4 separate regions of the Homo sapiens genome follow, and regions 1, 2 and 4 are each linked to region 3. Evidence: chromatin contacts called from ENCODE Hi-C data. All regions are on one chromosome and are shown on one strand. Each heading gives the region's core, a stretch centred on a gene start or an enhancer-like site at or near the end of the contact. The rest is flanking DNA. Distances are from core to core; before and after follow the strand shown.

What was found. A loop is a pair of places that touch in the nucleus more often than their neighbours do. Pooled maps may share reads with other maps.
Region 1: a loop to region 3 is called in a map of esophagus muscularis mucosa, with 6 times the contacts of the local background. The contact joins the promoter of IFNA4 here to the promoter of IFNW1 in region 3. A Hi-C loop is called at or near these places in 1 of 168 maps with a recorded cell type or tissue (esophagus muscularis mucosa).
Region 2: a pooled map shows a loop between it and region 3 (4-fold over the local background). The contact joins the enhancer-like site here to the promoter of IFNW1 in region 3. A Hi-C loop is called at or near these places in 2 of 168 maps with a recorded cell type or tissue (posterior vena cava and sciatic nerve) and 6 of 50 pooled maps.
Region 4: a map of posterior cingulate gyrus shows a loop between it and region 3 (5-fold over the local background). The contact joins the promoter of IFNB1 here to the promoter of IFNW1 in region 3. A Hi-C loop is called at or near these places in 3 of 168 maps with a recorded cell type or tissue (left ventricle myocardium superior, posterior cingulate gyrus and sciatic nerve).

Annotation. Positions count from the first base shown.
Region 1 is chr9:21,185,820-21,190,368 of GRCh38, reverse strand. It overlaps IFNA4 (interferon alpha 4), which reads left to right and starts at 2,782. Exons shown (of 1, transcript NM_021068.4): 1 at 2,782-3,751. The coding sequence starts at 2,838. The coding sequence ends at 3,407.
Region 2 is chr9:21,095,097-21,099,934 of GRCh38, reverse strand. No RefSeq gene overlaps it. Among named protein-coding and RNA genes, the nearest start is that of IFNB1, 20 kb to the right of the region's middle. RefSeq lists enhancers at 3,151-3,445, 3,343-3,612. Within about 2 kb of position 3,439, at least 10 of the 41 ENCODE cell types and tissues checked have a DNase peak (open chromatin) inside an H3K27ac peak, as active enhancers do.
Region 3 is chr9:21,139,387-21,143,902 of GRCh38, reverse strand. It overlaps IFNW1 (interferon omega 1), which reads left to right and starts at 2,071. Exons shown (of 1, transcript NM_002177.3): 1 at 2,071-3,271. The coding sequence starts at 2,333. The coding sequence ends at 2,920. RefSeq lists enhancers at 2,117-2,166, 2,257-2,396.
Region 4 is chr9:21,074,331-21,079,363 of GRCh38, reverse strand. IFNB1 (interferon beta 1) reads left to right here and starts at 1,422. Exons shown (of 1, transcript NM_002176.4): 1 at 1,422-2,260. The coding sequence starts at 1,495. The coding sequence ends at 2,058.

The sequences.
Region 1 (4,549 bases), core at 1,533-4,032, 46 kb before region 3:
GCAAGTTTGGTACATAGGTATACATGTGCCATGTTGGTTTGCTGTACCCATTAACTTGTCATTTGCATTAAGTATTTCTCCTCTTACATGTTTATCACATTTAGACATACATTTGTTTTCTTTTTGTTCCCATAAATTAAGATGAAAAATCAGACCACTTTTACTTTCTAGGAAAAGTGAAGTGAGAAATATAAATATATTTGCTGTTGTGAATACCACATAGAACCATTGTATAGTCCATTTAAAAATTATATTTGTATTCTTTCATTGACACTAACCTGAATGTGAAAATGAAAGAAATCAAAGTATAGAAAAACCAATTTTCACAGTAAAATACAACATGAAAAATGAATATGCAAAAATTCCCAATACACTCTCAAGCGAACAAAGAAAAAAATACTCTCTCCCCCAGTGTTTCAAAGACTAAGAATAATAACTTGGGCAAAATTGCCCTGTATTCTCAGGGTCTAATAAAAGGATGAGCCCAAAATTCAATAAAAATGTGTTGACTGGATCAACAACTAAATCAATGTACAAAATATACATTTCTGAAATGAAAGCTCCTATTTATGGAAACCCCTGTGCACATTTCACAATGTAGAATATTTTAATTGTTCAATGATATAAAGAATTTAAATGAATTATTTAAAATAATGAATAATAAAATGTGTTTGGTTATTTTCTAAAATTGATCCATTTCATAATTTCTACCTTATATAAACCGGCTCATTTTCTACCCGTGTCATTAAAAGATTATCACATGATTTAAAGCTGAAATTTATAAATGATGGAAAAATGATGTCACAAGTCTTCACAGTTCACATACACATTCTCGGGATTTGATCCAGGGAAGGAAAGCTGTAGGATTATTTGGGGAAGAGAGGCTATTATTCCATACTTTTGGGAATAGCAAATTGTCTGACTCCTATAAACTGTGTGAATTGGAGAGTTTGAATTTAGATATGTGACTCTGCATTTGACACCAGGCTAGTTATTTTCTATTATAACAAAGTAGAGGACAGATTAGAGATGAAGTCATAAATAGTTAATATAGTGCTAGGCAAAGGATGATATTATGCTGCTCTTGCAACTTGAATCCCCAGATCTACATGCACTTAAAAAAAACTAGAATCCCAGTGGTTTTAGCAGTAAACTAAATGGGCATTACTGACTCTCAGTAAACACTGAATGGAAATTTTTGTGATTGTCTATTACAATCCCAGCAAATATGGCCATGAGGAAGCAAAATAGCTTCATTCTTGAACACTTTCCAGTAGAAGAAAAAATGAGAAACTAGTAAAAACTCCACTTACTAAATAGCTGATTTGCTAAAACAGACCTCATTCCATTTAAGGACTCAGTATCTATAGGGCCTACTTATGCAAAAAAAAACTTCTTATGCAAAAAAAAAAAAAACAACAAAAAGGTAGAGCCAGAGTTCAGGATCACTCTGAAAGTTAATTCTTTACATGATAATATTCAATAATTATAAATTTATGAATTTACAACAAAGATGGTCTTTTTTATTTGATAAGAATTGACTTGGATAGGAACTTCTGAAAACCTTTAGGGAATATGAACTTCAATGAAAAATGCCAAAAATAATTTAATTCATAATATTTTCTAAGTCACATATGTTTATTGGAATGACACTTCTTCTAAGGGTACGAAAATTAGTTCTCGTAGTGTAAACAAATCTGACATATTACAATAGTTTGTGACTCTCCAACAATTCTATCCAACAAAATTTCATTGCTTAATATATATCTTTCTCATTGGGTTTTTTTGTGTATGATATGAGAAGCACTGGTATTGAGTTCATGAAGATAAACAAAATATTTGTAAGACCAGTGTTACAAACCTATGGCAAATAGATGACTGTGATTGGAGGACTTTTTGTCCATTTTTTGCTGGATCTTAAGGTCTTATCACAATATGTGGCTTTAACCTGCATATCTTTGGGCTGCCATTGACTATCTTATGGTTCTTACTTATGTTTGATCCTCAGTTCTTCAAGATGTTTTGTAGACTTTGAGAATTCAATGCAAATAGCTTATATTATATGATTTATTTCTAGTAAAGTTATTCAACACATCAATATTTATGTCAAGTGCTGAAAAGAAAAAAGTGTTGGCAACATCTGGATGAATACTGCAGCTGGTGAAGTTTACAAATTATTTTGTCATATAAAGCAAAATTCAAAGCTTCATACACTAAGAGAAAAATTTTAAAAAATTATTCATTCATATTTTTAGGAGTTTTGAATGATTGGATATGTAATTATATTCATATTATTAATGTGTATCTATATAGATTTTTATTTTGCATATGTACTTTGATACAAAATTTACATGAACAAATTACACTAAAAGTTATTCCACAAATATACTTATCAAATTAAGTTAAATGTCAATAGCTTTTAAACTTAAATTTTAGTTTAACTTTTCTGTCATTCTTTACTTTGAATAAAAAGAGCAAACTTTGTAGTTTTTATCTGTGAAGTAGAGGTATACGTAATATACATAAATAGATATGCCAAATCTGTGTTATTAAAATTTCATGAAGATTTCAATTAGAAAAAAATACCATAAAAGCCTTTGAGTGCAGGTGAAAAATAGGCAATGATGAAAAAAAATGAAAAACTTTTTAAACACATGTAGAGAGTGCATAAAGAAAGCAAAAACAGAGATAGAAAGTACAACTAGGGAATTTAGAAAATGGAAATTAGTATGTTCACTATTTAAGACCTATGCACAGAGCAAAGTCTTCAGAAAACCTAGAGGCCGAAGTTCAAGGTTATCCATCTCAAGTAGCCTAGCAATATTTGCAACATCCCAATGGCCCTGTCCTTTTCTTTACTGATGGCCGTGCTGGTGCTCAGCTACAAATCCATCTGTTCTCTGGGCTGTGATCTGCCTCAGACCCACAGCCTGGGTAATAGGAGGGCCTTGATACTCCTGGCACAAATGGGAAGAATCTCTCATTTCTCCTGCCTGAAGGACAGACATGATTTCGGATTCCCCGAGGAGGAGTTTGATGGCCACCAGTTCCAGAAGGCTCAAGCCATCTCTGTCCTCCATGAGATGATCCAGCAGACCTTCAATCTCTTCAGCACAGAGGACTCATCTGCTGCTTGGGAACAGAGCCTCCTAGAAAAATTTTCCACTGAACTTTACCAGCAACTGAATGACCTGGAAGCATGTGTGATACAGGAGGTTGGGGTGGAAGAGACTCCCCTGATGAATGAGGACTCCATCCTGGCTGTGAGGAAATACTTCCAAAGAATCACTCTTTATCTAACAGAGAAGAAATACAGCCCTTGTGCCTGGGAGGTTGTCAGAGCAGAAATCATGAGATCCCTCTCGTTTTCAACAAACTTGCAAAAAAGATTAAGGAGGAAGGATTGAAACCTGGTTCAACATGGAAATGATCCTGATTGACTAATACATTATCTCACACTTTCATGAGTTCTTCCATTTCAAAGACTCACTTCTATAACCACCACGAGTTGAATCAAAATTTTCAAATGTTTTCAGCAGTGTGAAGAAGCTTGGTGTATACCTGTGCAGGCACTAGTCCTTTACAGATGACAATGCTGATGTCTCTGTTCATCTATTTATTTAAATATTTATTTATTTTTAAAATTTAAATTATTTTTTATGTGATATCATGAGTACCTTTACATTGTGGTGAATGTAACAATATATGTTCTTCATATTTAGCCAATATATTAATTTCCTTTTTCATTAAATTTTTACTATACAAAATTTCTTGTGTTTGTTTATTCCTTAAGATAAAATGCCAAGGCTGACTTTACAACCTGACTTAAAAATAGATGATTTAATTAAGTTACCTATCATAATTTTATTCAAGTTATAAAAAAACATATTTTTCTGTACCTGGTTATATGTTGCCTTCAGGATATAAATGTGAACATAAAATATACAGTCCCTCTTCTCTTGTATCTTTTATTTTTGTCAGGAAAGAAATCTAAAAACAATAATAATGCTGAATTAATATCAGTGATGCTAACTGCTATAATGTGAGGAAGTAAAAAAACAATGAATTCCTCTTAGCAGAATGTAGATTGAGACATATCTGGAAATAAAAGCACAGATATTCTCTGTAAACTGACTTCAACATGTAATTGAAAATGTACATTGCAAGTCAGATATGTGAATTTGCAGTTTCCAAGGAATACAATATCTGGACATTCATAACTGGCAATGGAAAGGCCTAAAATGAAGGCTGTCATGTGGGGAGGAAGTGGAGAGGGAAAAAAAGACTTAAACTGGATTCTGAGGACCTTCCACCATTAAAGTGTGGGAACAGAAGAGACACAAAGAAAACAGAGGTGGAATACCTTAACTTTAGAAGGATGAGAGGGAATGGTGATAAAAGTTGATTTAGAAAATAAATGTGCTTAGAAAAAGAATCAATAGACTTATGGAAAATGTGAATTAAAACTGAGCACTATAGCAAGAAAATAGAGGGCAATGCAGAGCTTACTGAGAGCTGGATTGATAGAATTAATCAGCAGAAGCCATAC
Region 2 (4,838 bases), core at 2,190-4,689, 45 kb after region 3:
CAGATAAATAAGTAAAGTAAGTTTTTTTAAAGCGCTGCACAAACATCTGATTATCATTATATTAATGAGGCTAAGATCATGAGATCTGTTCAGATTCTGAAACAGTATTTAAATTCTGGCTTCCCACTGATTAATTGTTTGACCTTGGAAAATATGCTTAACATTTTTGAGCAGCCTCAGTTTCCTTCTCTATAGAATGAGAATAATAACATCTTTTCTGTAGGATTGTTGAATTGATTACATGAGATAATGTATGCAGTACAGAACAATACTTGGCCCTTAAACTGGATTATCATTAATGTTGCTATTAAAACTGAGAAAAGTCTAATGAATTTGTCAATCAATACCTTGGTGATCATGAGTTAATCAGTAATGAGTTGATCATAGACTGAGTCCTATCTCTGCTTAGTCCATTGAGGTAAAGGTTGGCGAATCACAATGAAGCTTCTTATTCAGGAGCAAAAAGTCTACTTGACTGTTCAAAGTGGAGTAAAAAGAGCAAAGCAGGATGAAGCTCACAAAAAGATGGATAAGCAGATGCAAAGTTAAGTAACTGCCCTAAGGAGTGTTACTTTAGAGAACTAAAAAAGATTTCTTGAGTTTATTTATATTTATAAAAAATACATGAATGTATTGTCATGATTAAAAATTAGAATAATTCATACAAGTGAAAAGTCATATTGACCTGTTACCATCCCAATTTCACATAGTTAATACTTTAATGAGTATCCTTTTAGTCATTTCCTCATTTATTTAATAAATTTATACATATAGAAATATTCAGTGGATATTAAGTGTGTTTGTATTTCATAAATATCATGTTTCTTTTTTTACTTAATAATAGATCTTAGAGATTTTTTCTATTAGTAAATAAAAATCTACTGAATTGTTTTTAATTGCTTTATTATACATTTATACATAAATTCAATGCATTCCCAAACAACACGTCAACAAGATTTTTAATTGGAATTTGACAAGCTGACTACAAAATGTATCAAAAAATAATACATCAGAAAATCTGAGAAAGGAATAAATTTACAGAGGGACTTGCCTTGTAAAATATAAAATGATCTTGTAAGACTGCAGAAAGCGGGATTATTGCAAGAATAGAGAAATCGGTCAAGAAAACAGAATCAAAGTTAAGAAGAAGAAAATTGAATTTATTGTTTCTTTGCATACAGTAAAAGTGGCTTTTCAAACCAATGGGAAAAGCCCATGTTGGGACAGTCAACTAGTCATTTGGGGGAAAAAAAGCCTAATCCTTGTGTTACATTCTCACAGATTCTCCTTGCTGCTATAGGCCTAGTTCTACAATAACGAATGTGGAGGCACTACACACCTGCTCGAATGATCAAAGTTCAGAACGCTAATGGTACCAAATGCTGGCGACATGTGCAGCAATGGGAACTCTCTATCATCCTTGTAGGAATACTGCCCTACAGATTTCCAATTATGTGGACTGAGCAAATGTCTTCATTATTTTAGACTCAATTAGCTAAGTTGTCTGTTACTTATAGTAGAAGGCACTCTTAATAGATGCAATAACATTTATCAGAGTTAAACTGGTTCTAGCCTTGGTAGGCTAAGGTATTGCTTTTTAATTAATGTGGGAGTTTATTGGTACCTTGTGAGATCAGTATATTTTTTCCCTTTGTCACATACTAATAATTACATGAACAGATTATCGTATGCTACCATTGTATTCTTGGTTACATTCTAGTTTTTTATTTACAGCACATCTTTGGGTTTCACTTCCTAATATTTAACATGGTACTTTTATCTTCATGTTTATAAAAGTGTCCTATAATTTGTTGGCTGATCTTATTATCTGCGTTGTATGATTTTATTCTCATAAAATGAATTGGTTAGTTTTCCATTTGCTTCTATTTCCTGTTAAAACGGGAACTAAGTATGTTTTACTGAATAGACTTATGACATAATTTGCCACTTTGCTGTCTCTTCAAGGGCCTTAATGAGGAACTATATTAAAATTTAAAGACTTTTGATTATGGATTTGCATTTCTTTTGGATGCCAAGAGAGTCAGAGAAGGGGCAAGAAGACTCACATGTGTTGGGGCTACATTTATCTAAAATAATATTTAATGTTCTTTTCAACATAAATTGTATTCTCTTTTGAATTTTATTTTCCCTTTGTTCACATTGCCCATCAATGTGCTCATGAGATAGGTGGAGCTCAAATTCTTGTCAAGAGAATTCATTAAATGAACCCTCAGCAAACATTGCCAAGACAACTCCTTGATATCTGACAGTCACAAACTCATTGAAGCATATATTGCAGCATTATATTTATTCAATAAACAATACTTAACTTTTTACCATTGGCTACTGTGCTAATGACTGGGGAGACAAAGTTCAGATTTAAAACACGAATCTTCTGGAAAAGAGAGGATAAAACAAAACATCGATTACCGAACAGAATGATGAGTGTTCCGCAAGTGCTGAATTTGCAAAGAGCCATAGGCTCAGAACAGGGCGTAAAATGGAGAGACATCCACAAGTAACTAGCATTTTAGAACTGATGGAAGGATGCAAATGACATTGAAAATTTTGGAAAAGGGGAGAAAGGACAGAGATGTGCAAGTCATTTGAAAGCAAGAGCTAAAGCAAAGAGTTGGCAGAATTGCACATTTTCTAAAAATAAGAAATAAGTGAAAAATGAGAGCTAGGAATAAGACCAAGTTTTCTTCCCTCCAGGGGTCCAGAGTGAGAGATGGGAAAGGCCAACCAGGCCTTGAATGTTCCTACTAGAACTCAAGGAGCAAAATGCTATTTTGGGATGTCATAACGGGGAAAGGAAACAGACCTCTCGTTGCCCAGTTCCCTTATCTGTAAAATTAAGATAACCACAGTCCTACCTCATAAAACTGTGGTGAGGATTAATTGTTTAATTTATATAACATGCTCAGAATGATGCCTGGCACTTAAATAAGGCTGCTTACATGTGAGCTCTCCTATTTGAAACTGATTAGAGGATTATTCCCTAATGTTCTAGGTCTGCAGGAAGGTGAGGTAATTTCAAAAGAACTAGCCAGGAACTTTTTAATGCCAGCTCAACTACTCACAAGGGAGAGGCAGAAAGAGCCATTCACTTGGTGACTGAGCCAATCATTTCGCAGCAAATATCCCAGGATGTAGACAGAAGCACTGCTACCTGGCACACACACCAGCTGTCTACAATGGCACACTTTACCTCTTGGTTCTCTCTACCTTTCGAGGAGCTAAATGTTTTCACTAAAATAACAGAGGCATCTTCCAGGCAGCCAGAAGAATCTTCTGCTTTGTGAAGATAAGCAGCACTTGCCTCAGGCAAGCACCAGGGCAAAGGGGAATACCCGCTCCATTCTTCAATTCCAATTCGACAATTCACATTTAGTTTCCTTTTCACTTGTTGCATCACCCTCATTGTTATTTTTGCACCACCTGGTTCATCGTACAGCCCCTGATGATGAAATAAAAATGTAATTGGTTGTAAGTTTTAATGATGTACAGGGTTTTGGTTTCACTTTGTAGAAGCACCAGAAACTGCTTCCAAGATAGGAAGCACCCACAGAAAAACCAAAAATAGACATGTCCACGTGTTTGTGAAGGGAATGGAGCTGGTGCTTATTCAGCAGCTGCTGTAAGTGTGTTGTCTGTGTATTCTCTTCTTAACCCTAGGCCTGGCTGCATTTACCCCTGAGTATGGTTGTGAGGATTAAATAACATACAGCTCAGAGAAATGCCTGGTATCCAAAGGGAAAAGTAAACCCAGGCTGGAGGGTGACTGAAGACTGTATTGGATAGGGCCAATGTGGAGCTTCTAGCAGAGGGAGTCCAGGTAGCACCTGGTAAGAAATGTTGGGTGGGCAGCTGTAGGGGCCAGGGGAAAATTAGCCCTTTGACCTCTGAAGCTTCACTGAAAAATCATCTGACAAAAGGCAGATTAATAGGCAAAAAGCCATACAAATTAATTGTATAGTAGTTTCATGTGACATGGGAGCCTTCAGAATGAAAGCCCAAAGATACCATTTTTATGCTTAGGTTAATGAAGAATTGGACAGCTATGTAGAAAAATGACTGGACAAAAAGGGCATGATCTAATGCTAATAGACTGAGTGAGGAAGCCTAGCAAGGCCTGTCTGTCTAGATTCTTCTGGGTTTGTTTGTGCAACATTCCTTACTCTGGGAATGGGGCAGGGCCCTCTCTGAATGGAGTTATATTCTACCATCAGATAAGGCAGGTCACATAATTTCCTTATGGTCAGCTTTTACACAGAAAGGCAAGGAGGAGGTTGAAGTAATATGTTTAGGTTTTATGGCTGGCTTTGGGGAAGGGAATTCTGGTTTCTATGGCCTGCCTTGGGAAGAGGGATTCTAGAGAGATTCTAGAGAATAAGGGGCCACAGAGAGAAGGGCAGGAGAAAGTCAGAGAAAGTTTTGCTTCTGAGGCTGCTTCTGTGGCCGTCATTTTGGGGGATTGTTTCCTGAGCCTCAGCACAGCCCTTGTGCGTCCCTGGGCCATCAATCCATTGATGAGACCATTCCAACTGTGGCTGGCGGTGAAGACTGTAGGACCCTCTGGTTGTGTTTGCATAAGGCAGAAGTTGTCATTAGTGTGGGAAAAAAAAGTAGTGCCTTTTCTCACCTATTGCTAGGTTCATGGTTAATACCCCTATAATAAAAGAAGATTAACAAGAGAAAACCATAACTAATTTTTTAAACTAATTTTCATGGGAGACAAGAGGCTTTAGAAATGAAGATCCAAAGACCCAGAGAAACTGTCTATTTTTATGCTTAGGTTTAATGAAAAATGGACAGTCATGTAAAAGCATATTGGA
Region 3 (4,516 bases), core at 822-3,321:
TCTACTCATATGACAAAGGGCTAATATCCAGAATCTACAATGAACTCAAACAAAGTTACAAGAAAAAAACAAACAACCCCATCAAAAAGTGGGCGAAGGATATGAACAGACACTTCTCAAAAGAAGACATTTATGCAGCCAAAAGACACATGAAAAAATGCTCATCATCACTGGCCATCAGAGAAATGCAAATCAAAACCACAATGAGATACCATCTCACACCAGTTAGAATGGCGATCATCAACAAGTCAGGAAACAACAGGTGCTGGAGAGGATGTGGAGAAACAGGAACACTTTTACACTGTTGGTGGGACTGTAAACTAGTTCGACCATTGTGGAAGTCAGCGTGGCGATTCCTCAGGGATCTAGAACTAGAAATACCATTTGACCCAGCCATCCCATTACTGGGTATATACCCAAAGGATTACAAATCATGCTGCTATAAAGACACATGCACACGTATGTTTATTGCGGGACTATTCACAATAGCAAAGACTTGGAACCAACCCAAATGTCCAACAACGATAGACTGGATCTAGAAAATTTGGCACATATAAGCTTCTAATGAAAGACAACATCATCATTGATCCCCTGTGCCCACCTGAGAAACACTGAGGATAACAAATGTTCAATAGCTTACGTAAAAGAATTGAACAATAAAAACCGTGTCAGGATTCCGAGCTGGGATACTGACACAGCCAGTGGAGCACTATTGACCTCAGTAAGCAAATGGTGGAAAATTATTTGACTAATGAAGGTAAAATGATTATAATTGGGTAATCCTTCCACCTTCCTTAGACAAAAGAAACCTTTGCTATCAGTACCTGAGGGCTGTCGAAACTTTTGATACCTGGACACATGGGTCAGGAGGAAAGGAGGTCGCCACTGAGAGCCAGGGTCCTCCAGACAAACACTCTAGGGGCACCGGCAAGGGTCTTGGAGGGTTAGTTGCTTTGCTCACAAAGTAACCACTACCCTCTCACCAAAAGAGTTCTGAAGTTATCAGGATGTTGTGAGACTGCTCCCTGGGAGCGAGTCTGGAAGAGTTTGGGTTGAGAGTATTTGTTACTCTAGAGGAAAAGGTATTACTAGATGTGATAACTACCTTGTGTGTGAGGAGACGCTGGGAAAGTAAAATATCTGCGAATTAGAATCTCTACATCCATATGCGCTTGTAAAGAATCAGGATTCCAGCTGGGATATTGACAGATAGGGGAGCACTATTGACCTCAGTAAGCAAATGATGGAAAGAAAAAGCAGTGTCTATATTAATCTTCACCTTGTGGTCCCAGTGAAGCGTAACCACATGGACCTGCATGAATGTTTTCTAGAAGGAAGAAAAATGTCAGAGAAGCTCATTCGCTAATCATCATCATCCTCTGTTGTGAATAAAACAGCAAACAAAACTGCGTTTTTGGCTCATATCTGTAATTCCAACTACTTGGGAGGCTGAGGCAGGAGGCCTCAGCTTCAGGCCAGGAGTTTGAGACCAGCCTGAACAACATAGTGGGACCTCATCTCTAACAACAACAACAACAAAAAAATTAGCCAGGCATGATGGTGCACACCTGTTGTCCCAGGTACTCAGGGGGCTGAGGCACAGAGATTGCTTGAGCCCAGGAGTTAAAGGCTGCAGTGACCTCTGATCATGCCACCACACTCCAACCTGGGTGACGGATTAAGACCCCATCTCTAAAAAACAAACAAACAACAGCAAAATGCTGTTCTTGGTTCTAAAGAGCTTATTTGCTGCAGATGATCTGGTAAACCTGAAGCAAATATAGAAACCTATAGGGCCTGACTTCCTACATAAAGTAAGGAGGGTAAAAATGGAGGCTAGAATAAGGGTTAAAATTTTGCTTCTAGAACAGAGAAAATGATTTTTTTCATATATATATGAATATATATTATATATACACATATATACATATATTCACTATAGTGTGTATACATAAATATATAATATATATATTGTTAGTGTAGTGTGTGTCTGATTATTTACATGCATATAGTATATACACTTATGACTTTAGTACCCAGACGTTTTTCATTTGATTAAGCATTCATTTGTATTGACACAGCTGAAGTTTACTGGAGTTTAGCTGAAGTCTAATGCAAAATTAATAGATTGTTGTCATCCTCTTAAGGTCATAGGGAGAACACACAAATGAAAACAGTAAAAGAAACTGAAAGTACAGAGAAATGTTCAGAAAATGAAAACCATGTGTTTCCTATTAAAAGCCATGCATACAAGCAATGTCTTCAGAAAACCTAGGGTCCAAGGTTAAGCCATATCCCAGCTCAGTAAAGCCAGGAGCATCCTCATTTCCCAATGGCCCTCCTGTTCCCTCTACTGGCAGCCCTAGTGATGACCAGCTATAGCCCTGTTGGATCTCTGGGCTGTGATCTGCCTCAGAACCATGGCCTACTTAGCAGGAACACCTTGGTGCTTCTGCACCAAATGAGGAGAATCTCCCCTTTCTTGTGTCTCAAGGACAGAAGAGACTTCAGGTTCCCCCAGGAGATGGTAAAAGGGAGCCAGTTGCAGAAGGCCCATGTCATGTCTGTCCTCCATGAGATGCTGCAGCAGATCTTCAGCCTCTTCCACACAGAGCGCTCCTCTGCTGCCTGGAACATGACCCTCCTAGACCAACTCCACACTGGACTTCATCAGCAACTGCAACACCTGGAGACCTGCTTGCTGCAGGTAGTGGGAGAAGGAGAATCTGCTGGGGCAATTAGCAGCCCTGCACTGACCTTGAGGAGGTACTTCCAGGGAATCCGTGTCTACCTGAAAGAGAAGAAATACAGCGACTGTGCCTGGGAAGTTGTCAGAATGGAAATCATGAAATCCTTGTTCTTATCAACAAACATGCAAGAAAGACTGAGAAGTAAAGATAGAGACCTGGGCTCATCTTGAAATGATTCTCATTGATTAATTTGCCATATAACACTTGCACATGTGACTCTGGTCAATTCAAAAGACTCTTATTTCGGCTTTAATCACAGAATTGACTGAATTAGTTCTGCAAATACTTTGTCGGTATATTAAGCCAGTATATGTTAAAAAGACTTAGGTTCAGGGGCATCAGTCCCTAAGATGTTATTTATTTTTACTCATTTATTTATTCTTACATTTTATCATATTTATACTATTTATATTCTTATATAACAAATGTTTGCCTTTACATTGTATTAAGATAACAAAACATGTTCAGCTTTCCATTTGGTTAAATATTGTATTTTGTTATTTATTAAATTATTTTCAAACAAAACTTCTTGAAGTTATTTATTCGAAAACCAAAATCCAAACACTAGTTTTCTGAACCAAATCAAGGAATGGACGGTAATATACACTTACCTATTCATTCATTCCATTTACATAATATGTATAAAGTGAGTATCAAAGTGGCATATTTTGGAATTGATGTCAAGCAATGCAGGTGTACTCATTGCATGACTGTATCAAAATATCTCATGTAACCAATAAATATATACACTTACTATGTACCCACAAAAATTAAAAAGTTATTTTAAAAAAGAAATACAGGTGAATAAACACAGTTTCTTTCCGTGTTGAAGAGCTTTCATTCTTACAGGAAAAGAAACAGTAAAGATGTACCAATTTCGCTTATATGAAACACTACAAAGATAAGTAAAAGAAAATGATGTTCTCATACTAGAAGCTTTAGGTGCAAATGATGTTGAGAAAGAAAAATATTAGATGTCCTTTTTGAGGTGCCTGGGAGACATGAAATTGCAGAAATCTTATGCGCAATTGGGAATATGGGTCTAGAGTGAACAACAAATCCCATGGGCAAAGGTATTAATTTAAGATTCTTTATTGCATGTCTGGTAACAAGGACATAGGAATGAATGTAGTCACTTATAAACAGAGGAGACAATGAGATGAGGACATAACCTTGTCCTGCAGACCCTCAACATTCAAAGGTAGAGCAGAGAAGGAGAATATGTAAAGGAGCCTGAGGTAAAGTTGCCAGTGCAATTAGAAAGAGAAATGGGAAAGAATGAGGGAGAGTCTAATGAGGGGAAGACAGTGGTACTTTCAGGGAAGGTGAGGGCTGAGCTGTCCTACTGAACCTGGAAACAGACTCCACTGATGACCTTAGGAGGATCTGGTTTAGTAGAATGAATGGGATAGAAACACGATTGGAGTAAGTTGAAGAGGAAACACAAAAAAGAGAAATTAAGAATACTGCGTATAGAAAATTATTTGGGGAAGTTTGTTTGTCAAGTGGAAAAAGGAAATAAGGTGGCATCTAGAGAAGAATGTGGATTAATGTTTCTTGTATTTTTTTTCATGTTTTTTGCAATATGTTTTTAAAGAATTATTTTCAGAGGGCGGGCGCAGTAGTTCATGCCTGTAATCCCAGCGCTTTGGGAGGTCGAGGCAGGCTGATCGCAAGATCGGGAGATAGGGACCATCCTGGCCAACATGGTGAAACCCCGTCTCTACTAAAAAAAAAAAATGCAAAAATTAGCTGGGCGTGGTGGC
Region 4 (5,033 bases), core at 173-2,672, 64 kb after region 3:
GTCTTTGTTACTATGATAGTAATATAATCAACATTTATATATGTTTTGTATGTATCTATAATACACATGCACATACACATGCATATTTCTGCAGGGATAGCCATAGTAAATAACTAGTAACGGTATTGCAAGTTAAAGGAACAATCTCATTGCTTGAAATTTTAAATTTTGAAATACACTGCCAATTTTCATGGTCTCTCCTTGTAAGCTAGTTTGGGCTTTCTCACAGCATGACAGGCTCAGGGCAGTCAGACCATCCTGGCCAAAGAGCAGAGTGCCACAGACCACAACTGCTTCTAATCAGCCATCTTCCCAAAGCCTTCTCTTTTTTCTATTAATAACTTTGTATGAGATTCCATCTTAATACTTTTCTGTTGTTTGGTCTTGTAAGAGCTTATTTTTCCTGAACCAGGAAGTGGTTCAGGGCGGTTTTTCTAACTTCACAGAGCTCCCTCTTCTGTTAGCTTTTGTGAAATGGTCAAAAACATAGCAGCCTGCCTTCTGAGTTCTCCATCCCACCCTGGTTGGGCCTTCTCTATCCTTGTCTGTGTTGTTTATATCCTGCTGAAGTGTGATTCCACTTGTGGCAGTTTCTCCTCTGTGTAGGATCAAAAGGGCTGTGACTGGTTGGTTTGAAAATTTCTTATACCCTAGACTATTCCAGTGCCTTTCAGAAGTTTCCAAGGCCCTCTCACACTAATCTATTATCATATTGGGCAAAACTCCTTGCAGTTTCAGCTACTATTCCCTGATTGACTTTTCAGTAAATCTATCTCTCAGTCTTTCAGTATCCAAAGAAGATTGGTTCTAGGACCACCATCCCGCTGCCTCCACAGATACCAAAATCAGAGGATGCTCAATTCCCTCTTATAAAACGTTGCAGTATTTGCATATAATCTGCACATGTATTTCTGTATATTTTAAATCATCCCTAGATTACTTATAATACCTGATACAATATAAATGCTAAATAGCTGTAACACTGTATCTTTAAAATTTACATTATTTTTTGTTGTTGTATTATTATTTTTATTGTATTTTTAAAAAATATTTTCCATCTACAGTCAGTAGAATCCACGGATACAGAACCTATGGATAGGAAGGACCAACTGTATCTTTTAGTGTTTTGAGGTTCTTGAATTCTCAGGTCGTTTGCTTTCCTTTGCTTTCTCCCAAGTCTTGTTTTACAATTTGCTTTAGTCATTCACTGAAACTTTAAAAAACATTAGAAAACCTCACAGTTTGTAAATCTTTTTCCCTATTATATATATCATAAGATAGGAGCTTAAATAAAGAGTTTTAGAAACTACTAAAATGTAAATGACATAGGAAAACTGAAAGGGAGAAGTGAAAGTGGGAAATTCCTCTGAATAGAGAGAGGACCATCTCATATAAATAGGCCATACCCATGGAGAAAGGACATTCTAACTGCAACCTTTCGAAGCCTTTGCTCTGGCACAACAGGTAGTAGGCGACACTGTTCGTGTTGTCAACATGACCAACAAGTGTCTCCTCCAAATTGCTCTCCTGTTGTGCTTCTCCACTACAGCTCTTTCCATGAGCTACAACTTGCTTGGATTCCTACAAAGAAGCAGCAATTTTCAGTGTCAGAAGCTCCTGTGGCAATTGAATGGGAGGCTTGAATACTGCCTCAAGGACAGGATGAACTTTGACATCCCTGAGGAGATTAAGCAGCTGCAGCAGTTCCAGAAGGAGGACGCCGCATTGACCATCTATGAGATGCTCCAGAACATCTTTGCTATTTTCAGACAAGATTCATCTAGCACTGGCTGGAATGAGACTATTGTTGAGAACCTCCTGGCTAATGTCTATCATCAGATAAACCATCTGAAGACAGTCCTGGAAGAAAAACTGGAGAAAGAAGATTTCACCAGGGGAAAACTCATGAGCAGTCTGCACCTGAAAAGATATTATGGGAGGATTCTGCATTACCTGAAGGCCAAGGAGTACAGTCACTGTGCCTGGACCATAGTCAGAGTGGAAATCCTAAGGAACTTTTACTTCATTAACAGACTTACAGGTTACCTCCGAAACTGAAGATCTCCTAGCCTGTGCCTCTGGGACTGGACAATTGCTTCAAGCATTCTTCAACCAGCAGATGCTGTTTAAGTGACTGATGGCTAATGTACTGCATATGAAAGGACACTAGAAGATTTTGAAATTTTTATTAAATTATGAGTTATTTTTATTTATTTAAATTTTATTTTGGAAAATAAATTATTTTTGGTGCAAAAGTCAACATGGCAGTTTTAATTTCGATTTGATTTATATAACCATCCATATTATAAAATTGCCAAGTACCTATTAGTTGTTCTTTTTAAAATATACCTGCAAAGTAGTATACTTTCTGGCCCCTGCCTTTAAGGAATTTAAAATTCAAGAAAGCCATGTGGAATATATAAGGTAAGAGACAATAAGGGGACCTGAACCTTATGGGGGAATAAATATGGCATGAACTGCTGTGGGATTAAAAGAGAAAAGGAAAGCTGGAGGGTCTGGAACTAAACCTGGGGTTCCCATTCCTCCTACTGTGTGCTCCAGATTCTCTCATCATAAAGTTAGAATTGAGCTGGCCATCAGGAATAGCCAGAGGAATATGTCAGCTTTTGTGTTCTCCCTAACCTTCCCACGTTATTTGGGGGATACTTTGCTCCTCGAAAGATTTTTAAATAATTATGTGCCCCCCACCATCCCTGCAAGCTTAAGGGTGAGAAGTCCCATTTACTTCCATGACACTATTAAGCAGCAATCTCTTTATTCTGCTCATCATGGGACAGCCAAGATGTGTGGGTATCTTAGGGGAGCTGTGGGTCCCTGTCTGCTGGCATGGCACAGGCATCAGAGGAAGAAGAACCTTTTTATACCCTAGCCATCTGGTTAGTTTTCTCCCTAGTTTTTCAAAAAACTAAGCCTGCTTCCAGTCCCCACTGCCTTGTTCATACAGAATTCCAGGAATGTCCTGTCCAGTTTTCTGTTGCTCTGCATTGCGGACGCCACATAGTTCCTAAAGCCAAATGAAAGAGGTGCAGCAGTTTAAGTCCAGTTTCAAACCAAGCAAAAAGCCAGGAAACATAGGAGAAAGGGAAGTTTAGGTGGGATAGAGAGGGCATTAATTTTTCCCAGGGCTTACACCGGGAAAAAAATCAAGCTTTTCTAGGAGCTCTTTGGGCACCTGGTCAGCATGGACTGACTGGTTAGGTTTTTGTCTTTGTACCAAAACTCGGGAACTTGGGTTATAGTGGCTATTACTGCCATTAGCAGTTGCTGTTTACTGAGAAATTCTAATGAAATAGGCACTGTGCTGAGATCCCACATAGATAATCGGATTTAATCTTCTCCACAAGCACCCCTCAGGTAGGCACAAGTACATTATTGCCATTTTACAGGAGAGGAAACTAAATCTCAAAGAAATTTAGTAACTGCCCATGGTCACATAATGATTTCATTCAGTCTCTAGTGAATGGAGATTTTAAAAAGAAGTTCAAAGAGAAGCATCATAAAAGTCTTTATTTGTATCTAGGCATTTTTTCCTAGAGCAGTAAAGAAATCTGAATTCCTTTTAAAAGAAGCAGCTTTCAGGAGAAGTAATCTGTTCATTAAGAGTTCCAGAGAAGCTACTATTGTGTAGACAATGAACTCAGGGCTCCCCCTTCCAGTTCAAAGTGGATAACACACACACGGGCTATGCAAACAAGAAATGTCATCATGGGGGGCCTGCTGCCATTGACTCAAACCAGTCAAGCCCCCCTCAAGCTTCATCCTTCCCCCAGCTCTCCACCCCTGCTCTGCCAAAAGCCCTTCTGTAGCCGAACTCCTCTTTTTCCTGGAGTCAAGGACAAGATCAGCAAGTAGCAATGCGGAGTCCAGGCAGTGTCTAGAGCAGCCAAGAGGAAACTAAAGAAATCTCTCTCAGCAATGGGCCCCTATTGTCCACTGCTTTCTCTGAGCTGAACTGCTAAACTGGCCCAGAAACTGGCAAGTTCTTGAAAAGACCTGCTCTACCTCCGTGTTGGGGCAAGAATGACAGGAGAGAGGCCACTTCTGCAGAATTAGAAATACTGTATCACAGCTTAGCATGTCAACCCATCCAGAATGCCAAAAATAAGTCCATAACCAGTAGAAGATAAGTAACAATTAAAATTAATTCCAATAAAAATGAAGGCAACTAGCCCAAAGGTGCACATTTGCATGTGCTGAACCGATGACTAGGCATGAGGAATAAAGTAAAATAATAATATTACTTTGGCTGGCACCAGAATAAGGTCTTAAGGAAAACACTCTTTGTTTAGAAAAATATCTAATGAGTCTGTAGAAAAATATCTAATGAGGCTTCACTCAATATCTAGTGAGATTTTGAGGTTATGGGTGTGGCAACGGAAAAGACAGTAAAATATCAATAGCATGTTTTGTGTGTCAGCTTTTAAGGAGAAAGGAGACAGACAGAAATCCCCCAAAGCTCTGGAACTGTGACACTACGTGGAACAAGTCAGACAATGAAAATTTTGCTGGTGGGAATGAAAAAAGAATTTTCCAAACAGCGTAGCTCATGTGCAGCATGAAATTGTGTGCGCTGATGTATTGAAACTCTGTCCGACATCATCTCCAAAACTTCAATAAAAATGGCTACCACAAAAAGTCCTCTGCGTAAAACCTCTGTGTACAAATCATAGAAAGTGCCCGGTCTCATGTTTGAACAAACATGGGGTGGCCAGATCTTCATAGATGAACCAAATTAGAAGAAACAGGAGGCAAAACAATGACAACACAGCCACCTTCCCCCTTCCCATATCACACCTTAGGAATCCACAAAGCTGGATTAGGAGATGGAACTGTCTTATCTAGCTCTTGAACAGTAAGAAGGCACTGGTGAACATCTGGGTTACATACAAATATATGAATTTTGCTTAAATATATGAACATGCAGATGCAGGGCAATATCAGCACACATTTGTATAGTCTTTTTTGCAGTCAACAAAGGTGTTATTTAGGCATTTTAGGTGGCATTAAACACG